Regions from separate parts of the Homo sapiens genome. Here region 1 is linked to region 2. The links are chromatin loops, found by intact Hi-C in ENCODE. Cell type or tissue: heart right ventricle. All regions are shown on one strand. Links, peaks and the distances in the headings refer to the core of each region. The heading gives the core; the rest is flanking DNA.

What was found. A loop is a pair of places that touch in the nucleus more often than their neighbours do. Peaks named below come from ENCODE experiments on the same cell type or tissue, not always from the same donor. Only the 100,000 strongest peaks of a DNase experiment are listed, where the experiment ranks them.
Region 1: it touches region 2 in a loop (3-fold over the local background); 6 of 110 quality-filtered maps call a loop at or near these places.

Annotation. Positions count from the first base shown.
Region 1 is chr6:81,614,338-81,619,846 of GRCh38, forward strand. No RefSeq gene overlaps it. Among named protein-coding and RNA genes, the nearest start is that of TENT5A, 140 kb to the right of the region's middle. In heart right ventricle, for the core only: no CTCF peak of the experiment used is centred there; no DNase peak of the experiment used is centred there.
Region 2 is chr6:81,745,280-81,750,788 of GRCh38, forward strand. It overlaps TENT5A (terminal nucleotidyltransferase 5A), which reads right to left. Exons shown (of 3, transcript NM_017633.3): 3 at 451-5,192. The coding sequence ends at 4,416. Among named protein-coding and RNA genes, the nearest start is that of TENT5A, 4.6 kb to the right of the region's middle. In heart right ventricle, for the core only: no CTCF peak of the experiment used is centred there; no DNase peak of the experiment used is centred there; H3K4me3 peaks cover 2,426 bases; H3K27ac peaks cover 1,646 bases.

The DNA of each region.
Region 1 (5,509 bases), core at 1,710-4,209, 130 kb before region 2:
TAGCAGTGGATTTCTCTATCTAGCATATAAGCAAAAAGAAAGTATGATAATGGTCTGTAATGAGCTAGGAAGATGTTTATGGCACTTTTAAAACCGGAAAAGCTGCATTTAAAGGGACTCAAGCACAAGAGGAAATGAAGGGATGTGCTAAGATTACATGAAGGCAGGTCTTATCTCTGAGGGAAAGGCTTTATGAGCAAAGCCTGCTCACTGCAGCTGGGGTGGCTTGGAAAGCACAAAGATATGCAAACAGTGGAAAGTCAACAATCAAAGAATGATGTTAGGGATCTCCAGGGTGGAATTAGGAGGTACAATAGGAAGTGTTTATGTACAAAAGGAAATTTTGTAAATGATTTTGATGTTGATCATGGGATCTCAATATTTTATATTTATTAGAAAATAAAGTGTGTAAAAGTGGAAAAAATTAACAAATGCTCTGTGGCTCTGTAGTCAGGACCGTACTATCTTAAATGTTAAACTTACAAATAATGTTATGTAGGTAAAGTCTTCAATTTTAGAAGTTTGTTGTTTTTGTTATTTACAGATTTCAACAATATAGAGCTCATGATTAGTGTATACGTTTTAATTGTGCATTCAAAGGGATTGCATGATCTTCTGAAATTTCTGGAATCACTTCATTATTTCACAGATTCTATATTAAATTATTGGATAATAGGCAATGCAGTATAACTTAGGTTTGAAAATTACCTTGAATCTATTTCACATTGAAGGCATGGTTTAATTTAAAATAAGAAAATGATATAAGACATTAGCATCAATATACATTCTGCCAGATGTGTCAGAAAAACGGTTCAGTATAAGTACCTCATTTAAATTTTCAACCATTAATCCAGATGTTTGGCATGGCATCAAACATACAATTTGACCAAATAATTGATCCCTTTTGAAAATGATTAGGTTCTTTAAGACATATAAATTCTGATTATTTATTTAACTTCAGTGTCATATATCTACATGATAAAAATTTCTTAACCATATTTTTCTGCATAGAAATGTATTCGGGGACTTTAAATTATTTGGCTTTTAATGCATACATGACTCTACATTTTACTTTATTCTGTAGATCCAGTCTCTATTTCTTTCACTATATACAATGGATATGGTGGTGTTTACTAAGCATTAAAAACGTGGTGTGTTAATTACTATAACATAAAATTATTTTCATATTAAATATTGGGTAGAAATTAGCATCTCTAGTTCTATTTTCATCAGGTCATTTCCTCTGGCTTTGATGACCGCTATTAAATATTTAAGCCATGTGCTTCAAGTTCCCTAATAAACAGCCACTGTCTAAAATTCCCTACAAAAATTCATTAGTGGCCTTTAAAAATAACTATTAATAAAATGTCAATAGGCTTAAACTTTACTGAGCCTGAGTTTTGCTCTTTGTTATCATTCCAAATCCAATTTGACTTTCGCTCCTCTCAGGCAAAAAGCCTCATTCATTTCTTTTTTGCAGAACTCTATCAATATGTTACTCTTAGCTATAATGTAACCAGTGCAGTCAGTTTGTAGTTCATCAATGAAAGAAGTCGTTTATTCATTTCATAAAAATGATTTATGGATGAGAACTTTAAGTCCACAGTAAGGCAAAAATAAGAGAATAACAGTCCAGGCCATGAATGCAGGTGTTGTTTAAAACTCTCCAGTGCTTTGTACATAAAGAAAACTTTTACATGCTGTAAGAGATTTCACATGTTTTGCTAAGTGGGTTTAGATTATGCCTTGAAGAATACTGTTTCTCAGTTCCAAATTTCCAATAAATATCTATGTTCACTTGGGGTAAGAAAGAAAAAAATGAGTTTTTTCTTTTTATGGCACAAATAGTGCTAAAAGCATCTGTAGTTGTCAACTTGAAATTAAAACAAAAAATCTGTTTGCATATGACAAGCTTAAATCAACTCCAAATTATGTCCAAATTGGGCAGAGCCCAGATTTTGTCACCATGGTCCCAACATTTCAGTTTCGATTAAGAGCAGACTCGTGTTCTACCATGTTTCTTCAAAGAGCCACTTCGCTATTTTTCAGCTGCTACAAAAGAAATTATTGGTCAGACACGGTGGCTCACTTCTGTAATCCCAAGGCTTTGGGAAGCTGAGGCCAGAGGATTGCTTGAGATCAGGGGTTTGAGACCAGCCTGAGCAACATAGCATGACCCTGTCTTTACACTTAGTTTTTTAAAAAATAGCTATACATGGTGGCACGGACCTAGCTATTTGGGAGGCTGAGGTGGGAGGATCACTTGAGCCCAGGAGTTGGAGGCTGCAGTGAGCTTTAATTGTGCCACTGCACTCTAGCTTGGGTGACAGAGCAAGACACTGTAGCTAAAATAAAATTAAAAAAAAAAAAAACAAATAAATCATGACTAATATTAATTACTGTCATACAATTCCAAGACATAGAGCTTTCCTAAGCACAGAAATGAATTTCCTCAGTTCTTAAAAAAGATAAGTAATATAATGTTTTATTTAAAAAATCTATGTTAATATGTATGTCACAAATAACATAATATATTACACTTTTCACATTAATAAATTGTTTATATAATACCGAATAGGACTTAGATACTTGGGAAAACTTTCATTTAGAAAACTATTTTCTTTTACATACAAACATGCCACACACACACCAAAATAAAGTCAAAAAACAGAAAGTAAATTTGATCATTGTCTAAGGATAAAAGTCTAGATTTAACACATTCTAAGAAACATGGCCACATCTGAAGGCAAAGTGACATTCTTTCTATTAACAGAGAAAGAAATAAAATAACTGAACCCTAAGGCAATAACCTGAAAATGACCCAAAAGTCTTTGCAATCTTTGCTCAGGAATATGAGAACCAAAAGGAATTCACCAACCCACCTATCCTTTAACAAAGGCAGGTGGTACACAGTAACCTGACTTCAGTGTGTTTCCTCCTCTACTTACTCACATATAGAGAAGAAAAATAAGTTGTCATTTGAGATAACCTGGAGTAGTGGAAAGTATAGGTTTTATATGAGTCTTTGTATCAATTATTTACTTCAGGGATTGTGAGGATTTGCAACAGCACGGAAGATTCTAGCAAATACTAAGAACTCAAGAAATACTTACCTAAACTCCAAAATGCTACATTCATTCATTCATTCACTTATTCCTTAATAATTAGATAATATGCAATTGAGAATAATAAATTAGTTTTTCTAATTATAATTAATATAATTTGTTATATTAGTTAGGATGTGATGCTGCAATAAAAAAAAAATAGACCCCAATATTTCAGTAGCTGAAAACAACAGACTTTTATTTCTTGCTTGTTATAGACCTGTTCATTCAGAAAAGTGAGGCAACTTCTCTACACAGTCTTTCAGAATCCAGGTTGTCAGCAGTTATACCATCTTCATACATGGCTGTTAAGATCACCCTAACAGCTGCTATTCCAGCTGACTGGAAGAGAAAAGAGAATAGAGAAGCACATGGGAGATTTTTACAGACCAGCCGTGGAACCCAGATTCTATTCATTATAATTGAGTCCGCAACTAATGCAAAAGAGACTGGGGAATACACTGAACTATGTGTCTGAAGCAACAGACATCAGATTTGGATCTCTGGCTCATCAAGTTTGGAAAGAAAGAAAACAAAAACTATAAATATCTTTTGAACTAAAATTCTAAATTTTTGGTTATATTGCAGTAAGAAGAAAATGAATATTTTCTGCAATAGTACTAATTATTATTAGTAATATGACTGGCAAACATACATGCACAAGCACTAAATGTTTGTGAGGTATGTGCTCAAGAGTCTGTGTAACAGGGAAGTACAATGGTTAGGAATTGTACTTGGTTAGAGTTGCTAACCAAGTTATGGTGAGAGGTTGGGTAAATTAGCCAACTTATTCTAGTGTCAATCATCTTCATCTGTAAAACAAAAATAGTAATCCTACCTACTTCATTAGGACGCAATGTGGATTAATTGGGTTACGCATAAAGCAATTAGAACAAGTCATGGGACATAGTCAGTGCTCCACAAGTTGGCACTGTTATTACAGTCAACACAGTGAATGCTTTGCCCATAGAGCCTCTATTTTAATTCCTTGCTACAACCATTTTCACTTTTTTCTTTTCTTTTTTTTTTTTTTTTTTTGAGACAGAGTCTCCTCGCTCTGTTGCCAGTCTGGAGTACAGTGGCACGATCTCGGCCCACTGCAACCTCCGCCTACCAGGTTCAAGCGATTATCCTGCCTCAGCTTCCCAAGTAGCTGGGATTACAAGTGCACACCACCACGCCCAGCTAATTTTTGTATTTTTATTAGAGACAGGGTTTCACCATGTTGGCCAGGATGGTCTCAATCATTTTCACTTCTTTTAAGCACAAGGAATTGTAAATGAAATGCAAGGGGTTTCAATTCCAGTTCAATTAGCCAGTGGGTTCAGTGTTTTGTTTTGTTTTGTTTTGTTTTTTTCAAGTCCCTTTTCATTTATAAGGCCAAATGACAATCTCAAAGATGAATGAAAACCACTAGAGGCAGTAAGTAGCACATTCAAGCCGGTCACTCATATATTTCTCACCTTACCTCAGTCCTTCTAACTAGGAAGGAATTGTTGAACTGAAAGCAGAGTAGAGGAAGGAGATTGTGTGGGTAAGCAGAGATATTTTGGCACTCCCGGGGGTCTAAGCAAATAGTTGTTCCAAGGTGCTGCATGGGATAAAGGAGCTGGGGGATAGTGTAAGATTGAGCCACCATGCTGATGATGGGAGAAAGTCTATGATCACCCTTGACAGGATGTAAAAGATGTCCACGCACAGCAGCTCACAAACAGCAGGCACTGGAATTACACATTCCTTGGCACTGCCACATATGTTAATAGCCAGTTGTATCTGTCGGTCACTGTCAATCAGAAAACCTCAGTCTGAACTCTCCGCTCCTCTCTCTTTTTTGTTGTTGCTCTTTTTAACAGCTTTATTGAGATATAATCCACCCGCCTTTAAATTCACCTTTTAAAAAAAGTAGACAATTCAGTGGTTTTAATATATTCCCAGAATTGTGAAATCGCCACCACTATCTAATTCCAGAAAGTTTCATTACCTGAAAAGAAATCATGCAACTGTTAGCAATCACTCCCTATAGCCCCTGGCAACCACTAATCTATCTCAATGAATTTGCTTATTCTGGATTTTTATATAAATAGATTAATATATATGTGGCCTTTTGTGACTGGCTTATTTTGCTTAGCATAATTTTTTAAGGTTCATCCATGTCAGAGCATATATCAGCATTTCATTCCTTGTTATGGCTAAATAATATTTCATTGTATGGATACACCACTTTTGTTTATCTGCTCATCACTTGGATATTTGGGTTGTTTCCATTTATTGGATACTGTGAATAATATTGCTATAAACATTCATATATAAATTTTTATGTGGACATTTTTCTTGGGAGCATGCCTAGGATTGAGGTTGCTTGGTCATATGGTAACTCCATGATTAATTTTGGGGCATTGCCAAAC
Region 2 (5,509 bases), core at 1,067-3,566:
CCAATTCCTCTCACCCCAACGTAAAAACTCTGAATAACACTATAGAGCCTCGAACAGAATCTATATAACCACTGATGAAATCACAGCCCTAAGGCTACTCAGGAAGACCAAGGCTCACGCAGAGCTACTAGAGCCCTACAGCCTACTAGAGCCATGAGTCTCTACTGATATCGGAAAACAGTTCTGACTTCTGGTCACTTAACACTGCTAAATTGATACCCAGACAAAAAAATTGTTGGCATCTATTAGCTAGATGCTTTTGGAGCTAACTGAGCCAGTCAGAGATGGGCTGACTGACAGCTGGATGTTTTCATTTATTGTGCTTCAATCAGAAAGTGGCTGAAGGCTACTCTTCTCTATGTACCGCTCTGCCTTTTCTAAAGGACGTGGGTTGGGATTCAAAGGACATGGTCTTTAGTCAATACAGACATTGTAGACAGCAAACACAAATCAATAGAAAAAAATAACTTTTTTATTTACAAAAAAATCCAAATATTGGATGCTGTAAACAAAATTCACAATCTGTTCCCTCTAGCACTGATTCAAACATGTCAGTTTTTTAGTCCATTTTCCATCAACTCCTTTTCTGCCTGTGACGCAGCCTATAGTCAAAATATTCCAAAAGAGTGACCCAAGGTGCAGCTTGCTGCAACAGAACACCTCAAAGCAGGCATGATTGTAGAGAGGTTGGAGGGAGAGACAGCCAGCAGGCAGAGCCTCCTCCGTTCTGCAAGGCTTTGCAGCAAGTCTCGTTAACTTGACATCTTCCAACTTTGTACTTTACCATTTGCTTTGTTAGAAAGCCATTATTTTAACAAAATATAACATAGAGATTCTTTCTTAGCACTGAAAATGCTATGCTAAAAGAAATTTTAAAGAAAGATTATATTCAAATAGATGCTATATATGAAATTACTTTTTTTGGCTTTTTGGTTTCACCTAACACACTTCATCTTCAACAACAACAAAAAAGCTTATTTTTGAACTGACAGCTTTCAACATAATACATTTCATTTACAAAATAGTTCACAATATTTATTTAACAAGCGTTGCATTGAAAACAACTTTATGCACAGTGAAGCAACCAACAATAAGCAAACAGAAAGGGGTGGTAAAAACAGTACGTTCACTTTTCATTTCCTTCCTTGGTTTGGATTACACATATTCTTCCATCCTTGCATTTTTGGAGCTACATTATTAGTCCATCCAATACCAAAGTGAGCAGATACTTGATCCCATTTCTGGAAAGGAAATGTCCATCTTGGTGTAGGAGTTCTTGAGGCAGCTGGATTTACTGCAAATTAAGTAAACCTTTAAAAACGGCATTGTCACAGGCTATGTGTTCTCTGACATGCCAGGCTGGACAGGTGAGAAGAGCCTCCAAAAGACAAAACTTCTTCCTGGTTTAAAGAAACAGCACACTAGGCCAGATAAACACAAAAGGAAACAAATCACAGGCGCTAATAGGGAGTCGGGAGCTGTTCTTTTCTCTGACCTATACACATGGCTCTCTCTCACCAGACATTCAAATTTTTAGGCCGCACATCCACAAAGAGAGACATATATTTCACTGTGTGTTCAACTACATATGCACAAGACTATAGTACACACAAAATAGAAATAAATTATATAAGTCTTAAAGTAAATGCTAGAAGTTGTCTTGAGTACAGCCTGTTCTATATGAATAGGTGCCAGGTGCTGGCACTTCCAACTAAGCTACCAACCCTGAAGTAAGCAAGAAAAGAATATAAATATTTAAGAAAATAAATCAAAGTGTATTTCAAATAAGGCTCTTCCAAACAAAAATCTGTGTTATAAATTAACAGCAGGTTATTGTTATGGCAGAGTCAGAGACCTCCAGACTCTTTAAAATAGTAGACGACTCATTTGTCAAGAGTTAGGGTAAGAAAGCAGATCACCAGCTGCTCCTGTGTTCACAAGTGCTCCCCTAGTTTTCTTTCAGAAAACTTTGAAACAACTAAGCAGGCGGAGCTCTGGTTTCTGATAGGTGAGTGCCAGGCTTAATCTGCAAACTGAACAATGTTTCCTGGGAAGTTGCAATTAATTTTTCAAACCCAGGGCTTAAGTGAGGGAGACTGAGCCAAGATGGTAGTAGGAGGAGTTCCTTAGAAAACTGAGTGGCAGTGCAGCGGCTGTTGCAGCTCTGACAGAATTCACAAGGAAGCTGCTACAGCAAACCCATCAGGTTCCCATTAAGGCTTCAAAGAAAGATGCACAAAAGGTAGTCCAGACGGATTAACCTGGATTAACCTAGCACTAAGCATCTGAGGATCCCTAGATAAACAAACAAACAAATTATACTGCCAACAGGAGGATATTTTTTTCTCCCGTGGTCTCTCTTTAACTGATGATGAAAATCTTCTAATTGGGTCTTCGAGGAATTATCATAGCAAGCAGTCATCCACTAAGGTTGTGGAGATTATGTGGTTGTTTCACAACACAAAGGGAAGGTTCTTATGTGTTAGTTTTGTTTTGTTTTTAACAAATGCATTTTCAGAGACCAGTATCTAGAGGAACTACTGGCTAGGAGAAAGGGTGGTTTTAGGATTAGCTGTTATTGAACTGAAATAGTAATGCCAGTTCATTTCACAAAGGTATAACTGGTATTTTTGTAAGAAAGAAAATAAAGTTGGATTTGATTTAATGGAAAGCGATTTAAAGTACAGTACTAAATATTTAAATGCAGTGTGACAACCAGATCAAAGATGTTTCATATTGACATGATTTATAAAATGTTATATATAATATATATCTCATATATAAATTTTAAGCAATTGTGCAAATATTCTGTAAAAAGGGTCATTTCACATTACTAAATTCTAGTGGTCCAGAAATGCAGAATGCATTCATTAAAATTCATTTAAACATTAGCAAGTAGTGTTTAGATCACCGGAAATCCTTTTTAGCAGTCAGGGATTTAAGTAGCCTATTACTGATCCATGATCCACTAGATTAAACATCATAGAGGAATGCAATTTTTTTTTTAATAAATGGGTTCCAACTGTCAAAATGGCAGTTCAATATAAAAAAGAGTGCTCTGCCAAACAAATATTCTCCCATTTGTGGAATTTTATGGCTCACCAAAGAAAAAAAAAAAAAGAAAAAAAAATCCCACTAAAACAGTATAATTTCTGCTCTTCCTATGAAATATATTACTTGGTTCCCTCCTTCATTTAATTTTTTTAGATGTGGATTTAATTCATCATTGCAATATGCCCACGTCTCATGTTATCCTGTTGAAAACATAAAAACACACAGTATTTAAACATTTCCTATTTGAGACATTATTCTAGATCATAGTCAATCTACTGTGTATATATACATATAAAATGTATATATAAAATGTATATATACACACACACATATAATTTATACACACATACACATGTACCTATGATAATATCAGATCAACAAATGTTAACTTTATACAAGTATTTGCAAGAAAAAATAGGGCATTTTCTCCACCATTCACAAGCTTATGTTATTTTCTTCTTGAGGCAGTCCCTGATAAAATAAAATAATCATTAAACCATAAAATAATTTTGCCACTTCAAATTTTCAGAAGGCAACAGGCACTTTGATGTATATTGGTGTGTAACAAATATAATCTCTCTTCATATAGTCTACTATATCTCTTCTAATTGGGTATTTTTATCTGTTAAATCTTTGGTCCTTGAGCACACTTTCTTTGTTACAGCTGTTTTTGCTTGCATTTTTACATTTTAAAAATGTGATCTATGCACGCAGCTGGAATTAATGGATTGTGTCATCATAAGTTCTGCTGATTGTTACGAGAACTGCACCAACCTACTACTGTTCATTTGGAGCAAGCCGTTTGTTAGCAAAACAAGATCATTCCACAGAAAGCACTTGCTACAAGCCTCAGACAGTAATCCCAACGTTGGAGTTCCCCTTTTTCCTGTATTGTTACTATTAATATCTGAACTCCTAAACTGATTCACAAGTTGGAGTGAGACCTTTTTTCCTCCGTATTTTCCCTTTTATGAATTCCATCTTAAAAGAAACTTTCCACTTTTTTTTTTCCTATGGCAAAGCTATGGGAGCAGATACAGCAAACCCATATTGTCATCACACATTTCTTCTCTTGTATCAGGAGAACCTGGTTGCTTCTAATGACAGGTCTCTCTTTTTTTGCAGGATAGAATCCAATTGGGTAGGAGAATAAGAGAAGGGAAAAGGATCCTTTCGAGATCATGCTCCCACATCTATTAAAAGATACATAAGCTTTGCCAAACTTAAAACCAGGAGCATATCATCATTGCACAAAACACATCCCTAATAAGGGCTGGATCACTCTTTTTTTTTTCTTTTTTTTTTTTTTCTCTCCTGTCTTGTCTGAAATGGCTTCCCCACAGGACATTTTTAAATGATTCTTAATTGCAGGGTAGCCAAGTGGAGTAGGTCTGTTGCTGGCACGTGAATACTGGCTGAACCTGTGCAATGTAGTAATTGCTAAAGTTGGCATCTGCTACATAGGGGGCTGGCTGGTAATAGCAAGTGACATTAGCCACATTAGGAATGACATTTTGGTCAGCTAACACCCGGATAGCCAGCATGGTGATAAGGTTTAAAGTCTGTCTTCTTTCATGTCCCATCAGGCACACTGTGCTCTCATTTACCACTCCATGAAGGGTCATGAGATACTCATACTTGCGGTCTTCCAATCCCACAAAGTGGTTCTGCAAATAGGACTCCAGTTTTCTCTGCTGCTCTCCAATGTCTGAGAAGTCGATGAAAAACCTGGAACACATATACCTTTGAAGGGTCTTGATTTCATCAGAGGCGGGCCTAAAGCCCCTCACCAAGAGGTTGCAGTACTTAAGCAGGCCTCCCCCTCGGATTTCCTCTGGGTTCCTGGTGGCAATGATCTTGTTACAAAGGTGATCAAAGGCTTCCTGGAAATCGCCATAGACGCTCTCCCCGATTATTGTGGGGTGAAATGTCTCAGTCATTGGGTTCTCTGAACATTCATAAAAGAGCAGAAGAGAGTCTAATTTGATTTGAAAAGAATCTACACTGAATTCAAACTGCCTCCGGAGGGAATCCACAAATTTCAGTTCCACATTTTTGCCACTGTTGTTTGACAGGGATATAAGACTCCATCGGTCAGAGTCATTGCACACTTTAACCATTTTCTGCACATAAGCTTCCTACAATTTAAAAGATAAAACAAAATGAGCAAACCTAGAAAATAATAAATCAATAAATAAATACATCCTCTTCACAGCTGAGAATTATTTTGCTCTTTCCCTTTTGTTTTGTCAAGTTTCAGCCAAACACTACCTACAGGCTTAAACGGTCTTCTGAAAATAGAAAAAAAATACTTTTAACGAGTAGTTTTACTGTCTGGGAAAGGGACTAGAGGTAATAGTTTGAGGCTTTTGGCAGACGTAGCACAGTAGTAAGAGGTTTTGTTGTCATGTCTGACTTTTTAAGTGTTACTTTTTGAAAACGGTCTAATAGGCAC